Regions from separate parts of the Homo sapiens genome. Here region 2 is linked to region 1. A link is an interaction called in ENCODE POLR2A ChIA-PET data of the cell type or tissue named here. Cell type or tissue: PC-9. All regions are shown on one strand. Links, peaks and the distances in the headings refer to the core of each region. The heading gives the core; the rest is flanking DNA.

Region 1 (10,914 bases), core at 1,145-9,144:
ATGGGGCTTCAGTATTTAGATAAGTCTGTGAAGATCAACTGTGAAAATCTTATCTACATTGCTCTAAGAAGTTGACTAGTTTTTTCACCCTGACTTAATTTCTTTCCATAAACCACCCCAAAAGTAGCAGGACAGGGAAAAGAATTCAACTTAGAAACAGAAGACCTCCTTCTTACCAGCTACAAGGCCTTGGGAAAGTCACTTAAACATGACAAAAACTCATCTCTACAAAAAAATTACTGGGGCATGGTGGTGTGCACCTGGAGTCCAAGCTACTCAAGAGGCTGAGGTGGGTGGATCACTTGAGCCCAGAAAGGCCAAGGCTGCAGTGAGCCGTGACCACTCCACTGACCAGCCTGGGCGACACAGTGAGGCCTCATCTAAAACAAAAAAAAAAAGATGCTGCCATTACAGTGGTTTCAACAACAACGACAACAACAAAAAACAATGGTTTTGTGCCCCTTAGATGGGTCCAAATGGCCGGCACATAAATGGTGCTCGGTTAATATTAGGGGAAATGGGACTCATTTCTCTTACCTTCCAAGAAGCTGGACCTCAATTTTCTCATTCATAAAATAAAGAAAATGGTACCTACACCTATGGGTTATAAGAAGTAATGAGTTCAGGCTACAGAAGAGTTTGTTATTATCTCCCCCCACCACCACCCCTCCATCACCACACACATGATTTCATTCTACCCAAAATATAATGAAAGAGTAAAAAGGTCAACAATCATAATTAAACAAATCAGCCCCACAGGAGTGACTACACAGCCTAGCTGCTGTCAATAACTGAATGTACTATATCCTTATGAAGTGCAGAACAGCTAATCCTCAAATCCCAACATGATGACACCAAATCTGTGCTTACCCCACACATAAGGCTTCCACACCAAAGAGTAGTTGCAGTGTTAAAAATGTAATTCACCACACTAACAAGCTAAAAAAGGGAAACCATATGGTCATCTCAGTCAGTGCGGAAAAAGCATCTGATGAAATTAAACACCCATTCATGACAAAAAAACCAGCAAACTAGGAACAGAAGGCAACCCACTAACAGGCAGCTACAAAGCGCTTGCTGCTAACGCCACGGGACAGAGAGGGGCTGGGAGGGATGGGCAGGAGGCCACTCTTTCTCTACCCCTCCAGGCTGCGGGAGGCCCAGGGAACACAGTACAGCAAGAGAAAGCAGGAGCAGGCAAACAGATCAGGAAGGAAGGAGGCAAACAGCGTTCACAGAAGACAAAATCATCTATGTAGAAATGCCAGGCAATCTACAAAAAAGCCACCAGAACCACCAAGTCAGTCAGGTTAGCAAGAGGGAAGCTTTCGGGGTGTTTTAGGTCATAATGGTGGGGATTACACAACTGTACATTTGTAAGATTCATCAAAGTGTACTCTTAGGGTAAATTTCATTGTATGTAAATTATGCCACCAAAAAAAAACTGGCCAAAAAGGGAAACAAACACCTTATTACTCCTGAACTCACAGGCTGTTGCCTCAGCCTCTCCTCCCCATGCAAACAAAACACTGTACTTAAACCAGTGCTATGGTTTTCCATCTCCAGGGAGACCTGTACACCAGAAAAGACCCTTGAGAAAGACATTTCCAGTAAGACAAGGGATGGAGCAGCCCCCATGGGAAGGTGGATGAAAGTGATCTGGATTCTGCACAGGCTGGTAAGACAATGCTTTTTCAAGCGGATGTGGCTGTAGCTCAGCAAAGCTGTGGACAATTTGTTTACAAAAGCCTGGAGTATTGTCAAATATCAAGCGGTTCCCCTAAGTCCAGCTCTCTGGTGTTACAGATGGGGAAACTGAGGCTCCAGAAAGAGGAACTAAGTTGCCCAAGATATAACATAAGAGTGTCTACCAAAGACTAGAGGAGCTGAGGTTTTAAAAACAGAACAAATACAAGGAACCAGCATACAATCTAAACCTGTCATCTGTGTGCACCATCAATAAGCTCATCCGTGTGAAGATCAGTAGGTAGCGGGTCAGCTAACAGTGTTAGTAAGTGCTCACCCTAAATTCAAACCCCAGCAGTCGGAGGCCAGAGCCATGGCTCCTCCCACACACTGACCACCTCCCTGTGGAAGAGGGAAACCCCAGTCCACACATGTGAGACACGCCAGCCCACGGATCCACACACTGGAGCCACAGGTCAGACACAGAATGCCACTCACCTCTAACATCTTTACCTCACCTCAGGGCTCTTCTGAATTGGGACAGAGATCATACTCTCAAAATCATGGGAAGAGATGGGATCATCTCACTGGTTTTCCTCAAGACAACTGCTCTGCAAATCAAAAGAAGAAACATGGGCACCTACTGTATACAATGTACTCCACCAGGTGAGCAAGAAAAGACTCAGTCTCCTGGTCGCTCAGAATCTAGCCTTCAACCAGAGCAGGCCAGGCACGGTGGCTCATGCCTGTAATCCCAGCACTTTGAGGGGCCGAGGCAGGAGGATCTCTTGAGCCCAGGAGTTTGAGACCAGCCTGGGCAACATACTGAGACCCTCATCTCTACAAAAAATAAAAATAAAAGTAATTAGCCAGGCATGGTGGCATGTACCTGTAGTCCCAGCTACTTGGGAGGCTAAGATGGGAAGATTGCTGGAGCCTAGGAGGTCGAGGCTGCAGCGAGCTGAGATCATGCCACTGCATCCCAGCCTGGGCAACAAAGCAAGAATCTGTCAAAAAAAAAAAAAAAAAGACCAAAAGACCCAGTGGGTGCTTCCTAAATTTCAGAAAATAGGCAGAACCATCTTAATCTTTTCAAAGGTATCAATTATGTTTTCATCTAAAAGTCACAATGTAAATGAGAAATGTCCTAATCCAGCCTCAGGAGTTGAGGCCCTGTTAAACTTTTCCATTTTCACTTTTTGAAAAGCAAAAGTCAGAAAGCAACATTAACCATCAAAATGTGTACAAAACAGGGCTTTTTTTTTTAACTCTCTTTTTTTAAAAAAGCTTCCACTCACTCAAGCCAGAAACCAGTGTTTTCCTGGATTCCCAGCCCGCACAGCCAAGAGGTCAGAGACTTGTCCCTCTTGCCTATTTCTCCAAGCTGTTCCTGCCTTCCCCTCCCCTTGGCCATGGCCTCAACTTGGACCTCGTCCTGCCTTCACTAGCCCCTGCCTGGTCCGCCTGCCCGTCTCCGTACCCCAGCCCTGCCTGGTACCCACACCAGCCTCGGGGGGGATCTTTCTGACACTCAGATATTGCCCTGTCCTTGTCCCATTCACTCAAAAAAGAAACCTGAAGTAGACAACACACAGCACCTTTGCTCCAACACAGGAAAGGAGAAAGAGAAAGAAAAGCAAGAAAAAAAAAATTTAACTGTGCTGACAAATAATTATAGTTCCAAATTTAAAGGCAGGATCTTTAAAAAACAAAAAAGTAAAATGCACTGTCTGTGTCTCTCATACATACACACAACCACCTACACATACATACATACAATAACAGATAACAGTTGCTTTTAATTTTTTAAATTTTATCAAGTTTTTATTTCCCTTTGCCTCTCCGGTAAAAAATCCTCTTTAGACATTAAGAATGTTTATACAGACAATTATAAAACTAAATTAAGTTCAAGCTCTTTACATCAGTACAGAGACAATTTTAATTTTATTAATCTTCATAAAAGTAAGATATCAAAATATACACCCTAAAAAGTTCATCTGGCATACTGCACAACACAGGTTAAAAAACAGAAAAAAATAATACAGGCAAGGATAAGAATATGTCAGGAATATAAGAGGATCAGCATTTCAATCTAACTCTTTGAAGATGTCGACGAACTTAATATATTCAAGTGGCCCGAAATGATCTTTACTTCGTGGCACTTGATTACCTACAAGCCTCTGCTTATGAAACATCCAGGTCAACTTCATACTGCAAAACTTACAGAGAGACTCAGGCCCACCAAGAGCAGGAAACAGGGGCCCCAAAGCAGTCCAGGTGCCAAGGACATCCCTTTGTCCCTCCCTGACCGGCCCTCCAAGTCCACCATCACCTGAAGCCTTTTGACCCAGCGTTTCTCAACATCAGGCCCGGACACACTTGGGACAAGGTACTTCTTTGTGGTGGGTGCAGTCCTGGGCACTGTGGGATGTGTAGTAGCATCCTGGCCTCCACCCACCAGATGCCACCAGCACCCCAGTCCCCAGTCCTGGCAGATCAAACATGACTCCGGACCTTGCCAGAAGTCCCCTGGGAGGCTAAACTGCCAGGTGGAGCAGCTCCATCTGCCTAAGCCCACTGCCCTTGCCATTCATGGGAAGGCATTGCCGGCTGCATCCACCAACCAAGTTCTCCGAGTTCTACCCTCAGGGTTCAGACATCTAAAACAACAGCAGCCTGACCACTTCTTACATGTTCCCATCACAGCTGCCAGGCCATGCGGCTCACTCTGCCCTACCCAGCCCGACACCTCAGCTGTCAGCCACTCCTGGCCCCGAGACGTGGTCTGAACTCCCCTGCCTCCCGCACGCTACCACAGCAGCTCACGTGCCCCAGCTCCAGTTCTCCCTCCTCCATTTCTCTTTACTTCACTCCCTTCACTCCCTAATGTACTGGGCTTTCCAATCAGCCCACCAAGGAGCCTCCGGCCATACAAGACAGAACTGCTGCAGGATGATTTACACATCCGGCCTCTGCTGGAATGAACAACATCTGAACTCTGCGAGTGAAATAACAGCAAGCCATGAGGAAAATCAGAGCCCTGGAAAGGGAAGGGCTGGGGTGCCACCCACCAGGGCTGGGTCCTGAGAGGCAAGGCTGCCTTGGCTACCTCTTAAAAAGAAAACAACTCTGCCCGGGGCAGCTGGCACAAGCTCCATCCCTGCCACACTGGTGCACAGGACGACCAGCCATCTGTGTGGTCCAAAAGGTCATCTAACTCATCAGGTTCAAAACTACAGGCCCCATCTCTAACTCGATTAATTCTACCATTAGTCACTCTGTAGCCACACACAGATCCCCGCCTACAACAGGACAGGAAAAGCTCCAGTTGGCATATGTCGGGCGGGGACAGTGAAACACGGCACTTGGAGAAATTCAGCTCGTCTGGAGACACAGGTGAGAGGCAGAGCAAGCAGAAGGCTGGGCCGTCTACTCCTTGCACCAGTCATCATTAGGAGTCAACTCCATGCCATTCTCAAATTCCTCTCTTATCACTTCCCCAAACAGGATGTGTTCAATTGGTGAGTCATGAAAAATAGGGTATTTCTAGAAATCCACTGGAAGGAAGGTGTGGGAGAACATTTCTAAAGAGTGAGAACAAAGAGACAATATGCAAAGCCACTGAAGCATTCGCAAGGCCGGAAGTGGGCTCCAGGCTGGGCCCCTGTGCATCGGCCCCAGAGTGGCTGACCAGACTTTATTCCACCTGCCCCCAGCTCAATTCAACAGTCCAACCAACTGAACCCTGAGTAAATCCATCTTCCTTCACCTTGGCTCTACCTACTCATTTTAACTGATTAGAAACAGCCCAGCTTCTGGATCCACACAATGGGGATAGTGCCCACTTCCCCAGGTGGCTGTGAAGTCCCAGATGTCCCATCTGTCCCCTCCCTGGTCTTTCATGACAATGTCCCAGCTGCCCCAGCAGGAAGTGATCTCTCCCTGCTTCTGAGCTCCTCCTATTATCAAGGCCCCTGCAAGGCCACGCGCCGCCATTACCTTGTTCTGGTGCAATCTGTGTGCTGTCTCCTCTCCCTCCACTAGCCAGAGCCCCAGCCATGCGACAGGCTCTGGCTAAATGTTCTCCCCGGGTTTTCTCACTGAATTCTCACACCAGCCTGTCTCTAGGCAGTCTGGTTATTGCTGCCTCCCATTTTACAGTTTAGGAAGCTCAAGCTTAGGAAGCTGAGAGGCAGCACAAATAGCGTCAAGAAGAAAAATGAACTCGAGCCAGAGTGCCCAGGCTTTGTGACTTCTCTGCTCAGTGACCCAGGGAACATTGCTTCACCTCTGTGAACCACTCCCCTCTTCCTTTTTTTTTTTTTTTTTTTTTGAGACATAGCTTCGCTCTGTCACCCAGGCTGGAGTGCAGTGGTGCGATCTTGACTCACTGCAACCTCCGCCTCCCGGGTTCAAGCAATTCTCATGCCTCAGCCTCCCGAGTAGCTGGGATTACAGGTGCCTGTCACCACGACCAGCTAATTTTTATATTTTTAGTAAAGATGGGGTTTCACCGTGTTGGCCAAGCTGGTCTCAAACTCCTGACCTCAGGTGATCCACCCACCCCAGCCTCCCAAAGTGCTGGGATTACAGGCGTGAGCCACCATGCCCAGCCCACTCCCCTCTTCTTTAAACATGGGGATGATGACAGTACCTAGCCACAGGGTTGTTGTAAGGATTAAATCCATTTAACATGTGTTAAGCACTTACTGCCTGGCACACAGTAAGTGCAATATAAGTGTTTGTTAAACACAAATGAGTAAATGAGCATATTTGCCCATGGCCACACAGGTATCAATTAGCAAAACCTATATCTGAGTCCAGGTCCAGCTGGCTTCAAAGCAGATGCTCTAATCACTACATAGGCTAAGCTATAACGAGAGGTCCTGAAGGGAATGAACCATTTCTTATCCATCTCTGCATTTCCTGCAAAGTGTATTGGTCCCAAGCCACCATACAACTTTTGTAAGTGTTACTTAAAAAGTAAAATCTGAAGAATTTACAAAAAGCTTTCTCTGAAAAGAGATTATAAAACACTAAAGAACTACCAGAGCCCATAAAGGAAAATAGCACAAAAAGCATAAAGGCCTCTCATCAAGGTAACCTTCTCATCTGGACCTTCCATTCTGAGGATGTTTATTCTGGAGACCTCAACATAGTACGGCTTCGCAATTCCTTCACTATCTGATAGACTCTTCAAAGTCCCGGCATAATACCAGCCTTCATTATAATTGTCACACAGACATCGATCACTATCACCAAAGCAACCACCAGGGTTAACCTCCCAGCCCTCCTGGACAGTAATTAGATGACTCAAACTGTCTCAAAGCCGTATCTCTGTATCTCTCTACCACAAAACTACTTTGGTCCCACTGAGCAAAAAAAACACAGAGCACAGACTGGCAGCATTCTCCATTCCTAAGAGGCAGCAATTTGGAAATAATAAAGGAAATCCTTGGATTCCTGCTGGCAATAGATACAGAACAAAACTGCAGCTGGGAACACGTCTAACGTGGAATTCCTTCTTCCAGAAGGGCAAGGCAGCCCCTCTGTACAAGGGCACAAACATATTTTTACTTTTTTAAGGATTTACACTCACTAATTCAACTTTCGAACCATTACCCTCTAAGAATCAAGTCCCCATGGCCAGAGAAACAAGCTTTCTATGAACCAATGACACCAGAGCTCCGGCAACAGCATGTCTCACTCCCTGCAATCTAAGCTGTAGTTGCCTGTCAGTTTTATTCATTCAACAAACACATATTAAACATATATGATGTGTCCAGTGCAATTCTGGGTGCTGAGGATGCATCACTAAGTAAGAGTCAAAAATCCCTGCCCCCAGGAAGCTTATGATCTAATGGGGAGAAGGGGAGATAGAAAATAAATTAAAAATATGACAAGTTATGTGCTAAGTGAGGTGGTTAAACAAATCAGACAAGTTCTCTGCACTTCCAAGATCATAGTTTGTCAAAGACAGACAGTAAATAACAGATACAGACAGTATAATGTGGACAGTCAGCTGCGAAAGGGGTACGGGGGCACAAAGCCAGCAGAGGAGGGCCCTCTAATGTGGCCTCCAAGGAAGGGGCACTGGGCTGAACTTCACAGAACAGGCAGGGAGATACGAAGAGCAGGGCGACTCTACAAACAGAGGGACCACCTGTGTAAAAGGATCGGGCGCAGGGCAGTGAGGCGTGTTGACACAGAGGACAGGCATGGATGAGATGGGGTGGGAGGGAGGCAGGGGCCAGGTCAACAAAGGAGAAGGACCCAGAGTCTGGTTACTTTCCAAAAGGTCAGGGAAGCCACCAACGTGTCTTCAGCTGAGAAGCTAAAGAGCAAATCTTTAAGACAATCACCATGACCTCAGTGGGAGCAGAGGCTGTTGAATGCTCTGGCTGACAAATGACAGGGGCACCCACTGCAGCTGGAGGAATGGAGAGAAGGGGCCAGATCAAGAGAGATGGAAGCAGGAGCTTCACTCACAGGACAAGATGGGCAACTGGAGCAAGCCAGGCAGACTTATGGTTGCCACTTCCCAAAGTGTCCGCTGGGTCAAGTGGGTGGGAGGGGCACAGCCCAGCTCTCAGTCCTCACCTGCTGCAGGGAAGGGCCAGGCTGCCAGGTGACAGAGCTAAAACCTCAAGGATGGCATGCGAGACGGCACAGAGAGGAGAGTCTCCAAAGGAAGGCATGGCACAAGGGCTCCAACTAGCAGAAGGACCATGGGAACACAGCATGCAGATGCCAGGGACACCCAAGGGCCAGGCAGACAGACAGGCCCGCTGCTGTGCAGGAGTCTATGAGCAAGAACAGGGCCCTCTGACAGGAGGAAGAACAGGCAGGCGCAGGCTAGGGGTGTGGCGGCACCCGGGCATCTCAATGGGCATGCACACACAACAGAGCTGGCCTCCGGGAGGTGGCAGCTATGTAACATGACCAGCGACTGCTCACTGGCATCTCAGCGAACGGGTAGCAGGTACCGAGTCATGACGCAAACCCAAGTCTGTCAAAGCCCAGGCTGTTGCCTCCATACCAGATGCTAAAACTGGGTCTTAAAGTTAGATGTGACCTGACTTAAGCCCTAGAGCAAGTTCCTCCTGGCTGAGGTCAGAGGCAAGCTTGGCTGGGGAGAGGAAGAGGGCAGAGCCTGAAAACCTGGTGAGGAGTCAAGGAAACTGTCACCTGCTCCCTGGAGGTGACAAGGTCCTGGCTACAGGAGGGAGTGAAGGGAAAGGATTCACCCCAGCAAACCCTTCCAGCAGAGAGAAACACCCAGCCACTGCCTTTCCCCCATCCATCCTGCTGGCAGGAAGCACAAATTCCTCTTGCCCAGGCTGGCATAAGAAGAAAAAGGAAGGAAGTGGCCTGGGGAAAGTGACCGACATAGAACCGCAAAGCAGCCGAGCCTGGGCAGCATCTCCCCGCCAGAAACAGGCAGGGGTTTGTGCTGCCAGGAAGCAAGAAGCTGGACTGTGCCCTGCCATGGAACCAGCCCAGGGCCTCCCTCACACACCTCCAAGGTCACACAGGACCCCCTGGCCCATGCTCCTGTGCAGGCAGACCCCATCTCTGGGCTTTGTTGCTATTAAAGACATTGCTGCTCCCAAACCACTGTTTTCATCAAAACCCTTATAAATCTGGTCTGCTTAAAAGGGCTTCTCCAGTGATTAGAAAATGCAGGCGTTTTCCTAACAACCTTCCTTCAAAAGGTGAAACAACGTCCTTGCCTTGCACATATCTGCTCTTACTCCCAGCTGTGATGGAAAACATGGACCGTCCTCCTCGCCAAGCAGCTCAGGGGATGCAGGCACCTCATCCAGCATCTCAGTTCTGGGGGAACCCAGGTCTGCACACAGATACTGCTCCTTCCCTCCCACACCCCTCCTGCAGGAGGCTGAGTCTGCCCAGGGAAAGCAGCTTGCAGTCCAGCTGTGGGGCTGACCACTGGGGAATCAGTCTCAGCACAGTTTTTGCCTGCAGGTTCCAGGCCCTGGGCTCAGGCTGTGGCTTCCAGAAACCTCGGCTTGGGAAACTCGCCTGCCAGAGTCACGGCTGCACTGCTCAGTCTTGTAACACAGGCTCGCAGTGGCAGCAGGCCCACGCAGCCCCTCTGGGTCCCCAACACTGGTCCTCTGGGTCCCTGGCCAGACCCTGAGCAAACAAGCCCTGTTCACTCCTGAAGGTTATGACTGATTTGGTGTTGCCAATAGCAACTGCCTCTGTATCCTGACACATTTATCACACCATATGGTAATCAGCTGTTTACATATGTGTTTATTCTGAAACTGTGAGTGCCTAGAAATCCAGGACTCCCTCTTTACTGACATCAGCAAATGCCCCAGTGTCTGGGACCTTTAATGCAGTATGTAAAAGAAGCAAACATCATCATCTCTTCTTGCAGAATTCATGAAGCTGTTCTCAACCAGCAGCTTCTTTACCTCTTGAGCAAGGCTAGGACCTTCCTTGCTCCATACACAAACACACATCTCTACCCCAGCCCACACTGACAACCGCCAGGGCTGCAGAAATCAGCATCACTCCAGGCCCACAAATGCCCCCAACAGCCTGGCCCACCCACAATTTACAGGGGACAGGAGGGGCACACACCTCCAGGGCCAGGCACTTGCTTCATGTTCTCCAGACAGCCTGTCTCCCCCTCTTAGGCTCAGGCACTTTGTCCCCCTGCAGAATGCTCTCTCCAGTCTCCCTTTGCTATCAACTACTCCATCACTTACTCAACCAATTCCCTCCAGTGCTCTGTGTGCCCAGCCCCGTGCCTAACGCAGGCAATCCTGGCTCCCTAACACCTGCATGTCCTTCCAGGCTCGACTGAGATTCAGGCTCCTACAGAAAAGCAGCCAGCTCAATGCTGGCCACAACCGCTCCGCTCCTCCCTAGACACATGCTGGGCCTCTCCTGCCAGGCCAGCAGTGCCCAAGGGGGACGGCTATTTCTCCTGTCTCCTTTGTAGCTGCCCCTGGTTCCCAGCTCAGTGAGAGGCTGGATGCACAGTACTCAGGTTGGTTCATCGACAGGGGAAATCCCTCAGTCCAGGCTCAAGTGAGGTCAAAGGGTGAAGACAACAGAGGTGGGGCTGAGGCTCACTGTGGCGGGCACCACTGAGCAAAGTCCAGTCCAGGGGTCAGCATCCCCAGGGCAACTGCGAAGTCCACCATGGAAGCAGCACCGGCCACCTGCCCCGCCACCAGCCCTGCAGGTATG
Region 2 (10,914 bases), core at 1,759-9,758, 170 kb before region 1:
ACAGAGGTCCACTCAGTGACAAACACACACTGAAGGCCTGAGGAAGACGAGATGTCACAGAGGTCCACTCAGTGACAAACACACACTGAAGGCCTGAGGAAGACGAGATGTCACAGAGGTCCACTCAGTGACACACACTGAAGGCCTGAGGAAGACTGAGGACATGGGCTCAGTGGTGGCTTCCCAGTCATGGTATCACTGGCATGGACCTCTGTCCGGCAGAGGTGTGGACTGGAGACCAGGATTCATGCTGGTCTGGAACAGTGACATTGCCAACTTAAGACACACAAAGCAGATTTTCAGAAGTGTCTGGTCAAGATAACATGCTGGCCAACCACAATTCCTAGAGTTAAGAGAACCTTAAAAGATTACCGCTCATGCTAAAAGTATGTAAAGATCCCATGTACAGTATGATAGTGTACTTTTTTTAAAGGACTGTCAATATACAAAACTTTAAAGATTAAAAACATTAAAAATAAAACCATGTCCATTTAAAAGTATTTTATTTTTTTCCAGTCAAATGACTAGTTAACAAGAAGAGTAAACTTATTAAACATGCTCTAATTATAAATCACTGCATTAAGGACAATGAAAATAATCAATTTCGGTTATACAATATATACAGTTGTGCTGCAACCAAAGTAATCAGGTGAATGAACTGAATATCATACATCTCAAAATAGCATCCTAAGCTGCATATTATGTTATCCACCCCTTAACAGATCACACAGTTACTCTTAGTCTGTGTACATGTTCTGAGCCATCATCCCAGATCTGATGGAGAATGGCATGCAAAATGCCAGAATCCTGCAGCTGCAGTTCATGAAACATAAACTTTAAATATAAATAGATATCTACAATGTTTTTCTTTCTCTTAGTTGCTTTTTTAATTTGCAAGGAGCAAATAACTAAGAAAGGATATTAGCAGGGTCGTTAATATAATTTCTCCTCTGGTAAGAGTACTATTAGTTACTGCACAATAGCACCAAATTGTAGACTGGAAAAATATTTCCTAGGTATTTATGTACCAGTGAACCTGACAGATTAGTTTGGGACTGGAGTTCTAATGTTGATATGAATCAACTTTATTCCTTATATAGCTGGCACCAGGTGGTCAAAAGGCTGACTATAAAATACAGATGCAGGAGGATTGTTAAAATAGACATAAGTGCACTGTGCAAAATACATCTGTTTACTTAAATCTATGAGAAAATTAAATGAAGGGTTCAAACAGAAATTAACAATTAGTGAAAACAGATGTAGTGCTTTAAAAAAAAACAAAAACAAAAAACTACAGATATAACACATTTTTACCCGGAACTTTGAAAGGTAAAAAGCGATTGCTATACAACATCATAAAACATTCCAGTTTGTTCTGTCTTCCTTTATAACAAAAACAAAAAGTACAATGCCAAAAAAAAAAAAAACTCTACACAGTCTTGCATAATAAAGACAAGCTGCTTCAATCAAATGCACCATCACAACAAATGCAGTTAACAGCATTGCTGCCTCACTTTCCAAGCCTATATGCAAATTTATTCCTTTACTTTTGTTAAAAGTCCAAGTGGGTATCATATGCCTATTTATTCTCAGAGTGCCAAAATTTCCAATATTCCTACTATGAATCTTACCCTCGCAATTACTAAATAGAGGTATGACAGTCAAGTTCATTAAACGAATGAGTTTTGGTTTTATAATAGACAACCTAATCCTCTACTACCACCCCAAGTAGCTTAAGAATGATATGATGGCCTGAAACAGTAAAAAGTGGGATGTTTGGGAGTATTACCTGGGACCTATATATTTCTGATATGTTCTTGATTATAAACAGATGGACAGATTCAATTTCAAGACAGTGTGACTACCATTCCTGTTGGAGTATTATAGAAATACAAGACACTAAACTGAGTAAACATTCTCCTGGGCTAGAAGGGAAGGCAGTGGTACACTCAGTAGGAAACAGCAAGTGATGTGTTAATACAGCATGGTCTGCGCCACAGAATTCTACTGTGTACAGTTGCTTTCTGTGTGACTCAGGAAGTTCAAGAAGGCAAATTCCAAAACACCTAAAGCATATAAACTAATTTAAAAGAACTGTTTTGCAATCCATCATCCTTAGTTTTTAACCAAATTCAGGAAATGCAGTTTTATATAACCTGGAACAGAATGAACTGTAGTTACCCTACGTTGTCATAAACCATCAGTAGTTTTGTTAAGTATGATTGTTCACAACAGGTTATACATACATGCAGAATATAATGATAGCTGCAACCTCACAAATTAGGGCTAGAAAGTACAATGCTAATGTGTAAATTTCCAAGTTGCTTTTTAAACACTGGGTGGATTTCAAAGGAATGTGTGTCTTTAAAGGTGAACTGATGGCATTTTATCGAGAAAGTTCAGAGCTGGGCTATGGACTTCTGAAGCAGCAGTTCACTGGCCGCCTAAAATAATAATTGTGATAAAGGTCACCAACTCCAGAACTGGGCCAAGGAATGCAGGAAGAATTTATTCATTAATGCAAACATTTTTAGGTTTAGCTAATTCCGTAGAGGCAGGATCTTGATTATGTATAATAGTTAAAATAACTTTTCAGTTCACCTGTTGGGAAATTCAGTTTTTCCTAATAAATGCATAGCAATGTTTCATGAAAACCACAAATTATAAAAACAATTACTGATATGTAAAAATTGCCTCTGAGTTTTTAAAACAGAGCAGTGGCATTAGAGAACATGGGCTGCCATACAAACAGTTCATGAAACTGGTTATCTGGCAAGAGTTTTGGTACCAATAACGAAACAGGAACATAACTGTTAATGCTTTTGTTCAGTAGCAATTCAGTCAGCGATAAAGTGCACAAATGACACCGGGAATGCGCCTTTGCGACCAGGATCTCCATCAATGTGGCCAATCTGAAATGGAGAAAAGTGTAGGTTGTTATTAAAATTCCAAATGTTGGTGGAAACTTTGAAGAGCATTACATAGAGCGTTTGGTGAAGAAAAGCAAGATTGGTTCAGAAGACTCTTCCGACAAGGAATTACTTAGGTAAAACATCCAAATGATTTTTGTCCGTTTTTCCTCACCACATTTCAAATAGTGCAGGCCTCTCCCGTGTAAGGAGCTCTTCCCAGCCATGTCCCAGATGTTCGCTCGTGGGGATGGCCACCCCCACCTGTTCTTGGGAGGCACACAGGTCAGCTGTCTGACCACTACTTCCCACTTGCCATTTTTCAATGAATGAATGAATGAATGAACTGAGTGTCACAAGTTTGTGAGCTGCAACGTCACCTAAAGTGGCAAAGGTATAAGTTGGCCCCATTTCAATGAGTTAAGTACTTGTGGAAGGCTTCACTCTATCCACTTATGTTCCCTCTTGGGTAGATACATAAATTATATCCAAATATGATCTCAAGAGTGTAAATGATGTAGGCAAATAAAAGGCTAAAAACAGCCAAAATATGAATGGTGGGCTTTTTGTGGAGTGGGTGGGGGGTGCTGTGGTTATGGGCAACTTCTGTTTTCTTCTTTATGCCTCTATTTTCCAGTTTTGGAAATGAGCAGGTATTTTCCACATGGCTAAGCCTGTGGTCAGGTTGGCGCCCCTTCCGGATGGTGGGTTGTGGGCAACTGTGGGAGCTGGCTGGTTCCCGAGTAGCTGGGATTACAGGTGCCTGCCACCACACCTAGCTAATTTTTTGTATTTTTAGTAGAGAACCATGTTGGCCAGGCTGGTCTCGAACTCCTGACCTCAAGTGTTCCGCCTGCCTCGGCCTCCCAAAGTGCTGGGATTATGGGCGTGAGCCACCGCGCCCAGGCCACAGACACTTTCAATCCATTAAGGGCAAACGAGGCCACAGGAAAGACCGGTGAACCCAGCTCTGCCAAATGAAGGCAGTGCTGCCTGGCCCTGAGAGCTCACAGCGCCTCTGGAGGCTGAAGACATGCAGTTTAAACACTAGTGGGAGTTCTGGGAGGGACAGTGACTAAAGACAGTGTCCAAACTCCTCGCACTCGACAAAGAAGTTCCCCTAAATCCTGTGAGTTCCCAGCTGAACTGTCTGCTCTGAGCTCAGTTGCGGAGCTGTGCCACTTGCGTCTACTGTGTGGTGGGCTCAGCCTGGGGCTTTCTGTCCACGCCCCATTCAAGCCGGTTCATCCACCGCCCTCACTGTCTGCAGCTGCCGCTTAGTGGGTGCTCACAAGATCACCTGCACCAGACTGTGTGTGTGTGACCTCCCTGTCACAGATGATCCCACTAATGCTTAAAGATAAAAGCAACCTGCCCCAAGCCACCAGCCCCTGAGTGGCCAAGTCTGAATTCTTAGGTGGCCGGCACTCATCTTGCTCCCACACCCTGCTGGACGCCTGGGCGGCCACAGCTTGTTTCAGGACCAGACTCAGGCCTGGGGCTCTGCGCTCTAGGTCAGCTCTCTCCAGACACCCGATTCCACTAATCCAGCAATGGGGGGTGATGACCTAGAAACTCAAGACCTCAAAATGAAGGAGTGTCATTTCAGGCCCTCATGAGTGCTGTGGAAACTGCACCCTAACAGGGGAGGAAGCCACCCTGGGGAATAATCAGGCCTGCTCAGAAGGGGGTGTCCATGGAGGAAGCAGCTCCTGAGGATGCTAAGGGGCGGAGGCACCAGGAACTACATCTGGACTGCTCAGGCTGAGAAAACCTCACCTGCAAGCCCGTCTCTCCAGCCAGGTGGGCAGGGACGTGGCTCAGCCCCCAGGAACCTCCCAGGCCCACCCTTGACTCACCCACCACTCCTGGTCCTCCTCCCCGTCCACGATGATCACATCCCCCTCGGAGAAGGTGAGCTCATCGGGGTTGTCAGCCACACAGTTATAGAGCGCTTTCACCCGCTTAGGCTTCAACTTGGTCTGGGTCAGGAGAGGGAACAACGGTTAGTGTGGCTGCAGGCCTCAGCTCTCAGGGCAGAGAGCTCAAGCACCCTGCCTTCCCCGGTCTCAGGAGTCCCGTACCTAGGCCTGAGAAGCCTGCAGATGCCAAGGTGGGGCAGGTCAGTGCAGCTCAGGAGCCAGGGAGAGAAAAGGGAAGAGCTCCCCACCAAGCAGAGAGAAGGGGCCAAGGGCTGGGAAACGAAGCGGCCGGGGCAGGGTACTCTGAGTGGGCCCATTGTGGAGCTGCGGCAGGAGGGCCAAACCCACCAGCTGCCCAGATCCAAGCAGTCAGGTACCAAGAAGAGCCCCGCCCTGCCCCAGCCAGGGGAAGAGGGGAAGACTTGCTTCCCCTGAGCCCTTGTGAAACCACCTGCACCCCCCTGGCTAGAGCAGAGAGGCAGGAAAGGGGGCTCGTCACTTACTGCCTGCGACTTCCTAGGCATGGGTGCAGGGGGCTGCAGGACCATAGCATTGGACAGAGGACCCAGAGCTTCCGTTGCAGAGAGATCCACTGTAGGGCAAAAATGAAGCAGCTTAAGACATCCCATCAATCACAGCCATGAGATGTAAACAATGTACAAGCCACAGGGTGTGTCTGAAAGCAGGTTTCCCCAGGTGTTCCGATCTGTTGAGGGGAAAGGGAACCTTCTGACTTGGATGCAGACCTTGGAGAGCTTGTGTGGCAGCGAGTGTCCCCCAGTGAGCCTGCCATGTCAGCAGGAGGGGACAGGTGAGGGGCCCCAGGACTGAGCTGCTCAGGAGCAGGGGTCTCAGAGGCCGAGGGAGGAGGGAGGATGGCAGGAGGGAGGAGGGAGGAGGAAGGCAGGGAGGAGGGTGAGAGGAGGGGAGGGGAAGGGAGGGGTGGAGGAAGGCAGGTGGCGGGGGAGGAAGGCATGAGATGGGGGAGGGAGGGGGAGAGGAGGAGAAGGGAGCAGAGGAAGGCAGGAGTGGGGGAGGAAGGAAGGAAGGAGGGAAGGAAGGAGAGGAAGAGGGCAGGAGGGGAAGGGGGCAGGAGGGGAGGGGGCAGGAGGGGAGGGGGCAGGAGGGGAGGGGGCAGGAGGGCTGTGGAATGGCAGACAGCTGGGCCCTCCCTCAGTCCTGACCACCTGGCAGGAAACATCCCCCACATTGCCCCCATGGACCAAGCAGAAACAAACTCAGTCCCAAATTAAATAATTACCAGGTCCTCTCGGTTGGCCTTTGTTGGTCAGTGGGGTGGACTTGTCAGCCCTACAAAGACAGGGAAAAAGTAGATTTACTGCTACCGGAGGGCACCTGCCCCTTTCTCATCCCCTTTTATCAGAGAACCTTCTGAGTTCAAGCTCAGAGTGTGTGAGGTGGTTTCCTCCACTGTCACTTAGCTGTCTCTTTTTTATGGGAAAAGGAAGAATGAGAGGCCCTGAGGAAAGTGCTAAATTCAACGTTTCTGATCCTAAAACCAGGGCTTTTCCAGAGCACTCTGTCCACGTGAGCCTGCCACCGATGGCCAGGGTCTGGAGTGATGCTGGGCACTGGCCACTGGCCCCGCCCCGAGTCTGCTCAGCCCCTTCCCTGCCTTGGTCCCATCACATGAAAGGGCAGGGCTGAACCTTAACCTCAGGCCCAGATGGCTTTGCCAGGACGGGTCCGAGCACTCTGGGTCAGCGCTGTCCATGCCTCTGCCGTCCCTGCTTCTGGGAACCAATGTGGCTGACCACGGGCTCAAGCCCCATCCATGAACCTCTGGGCCAGCACACCCCAAAGCCACAAGGTAGAAACACATGAGTGAGGAAGTAGTTCTCAGGGCTGGCAGAGAGGGGTCCCTCATCTCGAACCTGCCACCTGGCAGCCCTGGATAAATGGGTTCTGGAGAGTCAGCATTTTCATCTGCAAAAGGTGTGACACAAGATCCGTCAACTCCAGAGCTAAGGACCAGTGCCAGTGGCTTCAGCTCCCCGGTGGATCTCCTGGACCTAGCATAAAGCCAGGCACAGGACGGGGGCTGGAGAAGCAGAAGAGGAAGACCAGGGAGGAAGGGAAGGGGAAGGCAAGGATGGGATTCTTTCCACTGTACGCTCCCGTCTGTCGACACTCCCTTCGCTGCTCGGAATGAACCCTGTCTGGCCTCAATGCTTGCAGTCCCAGAATGAAGGGAGAGAAAACATCACATGGGTTTTGCTCATACGCTGAAGGAACTGAAAAGGAACTTTGTTTTATTCCATAAAACAAAGACCCCTCCCATTTGACCAGTCTAGCCATTTGTTTTCCATCTGTGTCTCTGGGTGTAAATGTCTCTGCAGACATCACTACACTGACCTGGCTGACCCCCTGGCCGGCAGTCATCCCTAACTACAGAACACTCGCAGGGAAGGCCTGATCCTCTGAGACAGCAGTGAGCAGACTTTTTCTTTAAAGAGGCAGATAGTAAACTTTTTAGGCTTTGTGAATTTTTTTTTTTTTTTTTTGAGATGGAGTCTTGCACTGTCACCCGGGTTAGAGTGCAGTGGCACAATCTCGGCTCACTGCAACCTCTGCCACCCGGGTTCAAGCAATTCTCCTGCCTCAGCCTCCCGAGTAGCTGGAATTACAGGTGTGCACCACCACGCACAGCAAATTTTTTGTATTTTCAGTAGAGACGGGGTTTCACCATGTGGGCCAGGCTGGTCTCAAACTCCTGACCTCAGGTGATCTGCCCACCTCGGCCTCCCAAAGTGCTAGGATTACGGGTGTGAGCCACTGTGCCTGGCCTTTGTGTTTGTTTTTTGAGTCAGGGTCCTGCCCTATTACCCAAGCTCGAGTGCAGTGCGGCAATCAGTTCACCGCAGCCTCGGAACTCCTGGGGTCAAGTGATCCTCCCGCTTCAGCCTCCTGAGTAGTTGGGACTACAGGTGCACGCCACCATGCTTGGCTAACTTTCAAAATTTTTTGTAAAGACATGGTCTCACTATGTTTTCCAGCCTGGTCTCGAACTCCTAGTCTCAAGCAATCCTCCTGCCTCGGCCTCCCAAAGCTCTGGGATTATAGGTGTGAGCCACTGCACCCAGCTGGTTTTGTGGATTCTAGCATCTCTGTTTCAAGTATTCAACTCTGCCACTGTGGTGTGAAAGCAGCCCCAGACTACATAAAAAAACAGGTGTGGCTAATGTTCCAATAATATTTTCTGAGTGCTGAAGTGAATCTCACACAATTTTCATGTGCCACAAAATATCCTTTTGAGGCCGGGCGCAGTGGCTCACGCCTGTAATCCCAGCACTTTGGGAGGCCGAGGCGGGCGGATCATGAGGTCAGGAGATCGAGACCATCTTGGCTAACATGCTGAAACCTCATCTCTACTAAAAATACAAAAAATTAGCCGGGCGTGGTGGCGGGCGCCTGTAGTCCCAGCTACTCAGGAGGCTGAGGCAGGAGAATGGCGTGAACCCGGGAGGCGGAGCTTGCAATGAGCAGAGATCGAGCCACTGCACTCCAGCCTGGGCGACAGAGCGAGACTCCGTCTCAAAAAAAAAAAAAAAAAAAAAAAAAATATATATATATATATATATATATCCTTTTGATTTTTTTTTCCCAACCAATTACAAATATAAAAGCCATTCTTAGTTCTTAGCTCATGGCCCTAAAAAACAGGCAGCAGGCTGGATGTGGCCTGTGAGCCATAGTTTGCTGACTCCTACCCTAAGAGAACAGGTGTGAAAATTCACATTTATCCCAGAGACAAAATCACCGGTGGTGGGGAAGGGATAGCATCCTTCACAAGGAGGGCGTACCGGTGTGTTCCTTTACAGTCAGAACTCCACTGGGCGCTGACGACATGGCTCCGTCCATCCCCGTCTGTCCCGGGTAGCCCTAACCTCACTTGCCCTGCTTCCCTTTTTCCTGCCAGTCAGATGTGAAACCAGGTAAAATTGTGTTCCAGAGGAAACCTGTCCAGCTCCCGCCAGCTAGAACGCTTCTGAGAACAAGGAACCTGCACCTCACAGCTGACAACCACGGTTCTCAGAGTCCCAATAACTGCTGGGAGCTGACGGCTCCTTAGCCAGGACTTCAACACGTGATTTGTTTCTCTCGAAAAACAGCAGCATGGAAAGCGTAAATCCCAGGGAGTCATAAGGGAAGGCAGAAGAGAGCCCAGAAGCCAAGAGAAGCATGGCCTGTGGCCACTTTGGTATAGAGGCAGAAATAATTAGCACTGGAAAGCCCATTTATTACAGCATAATTCAGTAGCTGTTTAAGACTAGGAGGGCACAGATATGCATATTTTATTTTTATTTTTTTGAGACGGAGTCTGGCTCTGTTGCCCAGGCTGGAGTGCAGTGGTGTGATCTTGGCTCACTGCAACCTCCACCTCCTGGGTTCAAGTGATTCTCCTGCCTCTGCCTCCCGAGTAGCTGGGATTACAGGTGTGTGCCATCATGCCCGGCTAATTTTTGTAATTTTAGTAGAGATAGGGTTTTGCCATGTTGGCCATGCAGGTCTTGAACTCTTGGCTTCAAGTGATCCACCCACCTTGGCCTCCCAAAGTGCTGGGATTGTAGGTGTGAGCCACTGTGCCCAGCCCTGCATGTTATATTTTAGAAAGTTATCTTGCAAAGTAGCATTTAAAAAGTTTTGGGAGTCTTCTGGTTAAAATGGCAGATTTAAGTACATTTACTTCCATTTCTTTCCAAGGAAAAGGATTTTTAAAAATTAAACCTAAAAGAGGTGAGGCGCAGTGCCTCATGCCTGTAATCCCAGTACTCTGAAAGGCCAAGGTGGGAGGACTGCTTGAGCCCAGGAGTTCGAGACCAGCCTGGGCAACATAAGGAGACCCCCACCTCTACAAAATATAAAAATAAATTAACCGGGCATGGTGGTGCGTGCCTGTGGTCCCAGCTATGCGGAGGCTGAGGTGGGAGGATCACCTGGGCCCAGGAGGTCGAGGCTGCGGTGAACCGTGATCACACCACTGTACTCCAGCCTGGGCAACAGAGTGAAAGATAAATCACAGTCAACCTAGTTGATCTCAGGAATGGAATCCCACTCCAGCAGTGAGGAAGGCCCTGAAATGCTCCTATCTGTAGTCCTGAAGTGTCCTCAGAAGGCTCAGGACCCTCTGGAAGGGGAGAAAGGCAAGGTAGTATGCAGAAGAATTAGCCAAAAATCTGTCTGAGGAGCTCCTGAACCCCTGGAATCTCGCCCCAGCTCTGAGTAGCCTTAGCCGCTGCCCTGCCCAACCTACTAAGGACAGGAAGCTTCTATTCTTGGAGAGGGCAAAACGGACGGTGTCTGGATGGGGGATACCAGGTGCGGCTATTGGGAATATCTTGAAAAACAGAGGGACTAAGTAAAAGTTTAACTTTATTTCTCTACTCCTAAAAAACTTCAGGGATGGGCTGGGCACAGTGGCTCAAGCCTGTAATCCCAGCACTTTGGGAGGCCGAGGAGGGCAGATCACGAGGTCAGGAGATTGAGACCATCCTGGCTAACCCGGTGAAACCCCATCTCTACTAAAAATATAAAAAATTGGCCAGGCGTGGTGGTGGGCACCTGTAGTCCCAGCTACTTGGGAGGCTGAGGCAGGAGAATGGTGTGAACCTGGGAAGCGGAACTTGCAGTGAGCCAAGATCGCGCCACCGCACTCCAGCCTGGGCGACAGAGCAAGACTCCATCTCAAAAAAAAAAAAAAAAAAAAAAAAAAAAAAAGAAAAAAAACACAAGAAAAACAAAACAAAACAAAACAAAAAAACAAAAACACAGTAGTGCAGGGATTACAGATGTGGGCCATGGTGCCTAGTCTCCAAATTCTTTATTTTTTTATTTTTGAGATGGAGTTTCATTCTTGTTGCCCAGGCTGGAGTACAATGACGTGATCTCAGCTCCCTGCAACCTCCGCCTCCTGGGTTCAAGGGATTCTCCTGCCTCAGCCTCCTGAGTAGCTGGGATTACAGGTGCATGCCACCATGCCCAGCTAATTTTTTTGTATTTTTAGTAGAGGTGGGGTTTTGCCATGTTGGCCAGGCTGGTCTCAAACTCTGGACCTCAGGTGA

The links. ChIA-PET counts read pairs that join two places held together with the same protein. Peaks named below come from ENCODE experiments on the same cell type or tissue, not always from the same donor. Only the 100,000 strongest peaks of a DNase experiment are listed, where the experiment ranks them.
Region 2: POLR2A ChIA-PET joins it to region 1 with 10 read pairs; 2 of 35 experiments call an interaction of 5 or more read pairs at or near these places.

The regions. Positions count from the first base shown.
Region 1 is chr2:9,229,216-9,240,129 of GRCh38, reverse strand. The region is part of intron 1 of ASAP2 (ArfGAP with SH3 domain, ankyrin repeat and PH domain 2); the gene reads right to left. Among named protein-coding and RNA genes, the nearest start is that of ASAP2, 28 kb to the right of the region's middle. RefSeq lists enhancers at 4,843-5,468, 4,536-5,735, 7,950-8,504, 8,505-9,061. In PC-9, for the core only: no CTCF peak of the experiment used is centred there; DNase peaks (open chromatin) are centred at 5,119, 5,949, 7,019 and 8,779; H3K4me3 peaks cover 4,805 bases; H3K27ac peaks cover 8,000 bases.
Region 2 is chr2:9,395,251-9,406,164 of GRCh38, reverse strand. ASAP2 (ArfGAP with SH3 domain, ankyrin repeat and PH domain 2) reads right to left here. Exons shown (of 28, transcript NM_003887.3): 25 at 6,093-6,142; 26 at 5,335-5,423; 27 at 4,769-4,891; 28 at 487-2,912. The coding sequence ends at 2,838. ITGB1BP1 (integrin subunit beta 1 binding protein 1) reads left to right here. Exons shown (of 7, transcript NM_004763.5): 7 at 1-2,690. Among named protein-coding and RNA genes, the nearest start is that of ITGB1BP1, 23 kb to the left of the region's middle. RefSeq lists an enhancer at 5,058-5,621. In PC-9, for the core only: no CTCF peak of the experiment used is centred there; DNase peaks (open chromatin) are centred at 2,084 and 5,514; H3K27ac peaks cover 2,238 bases.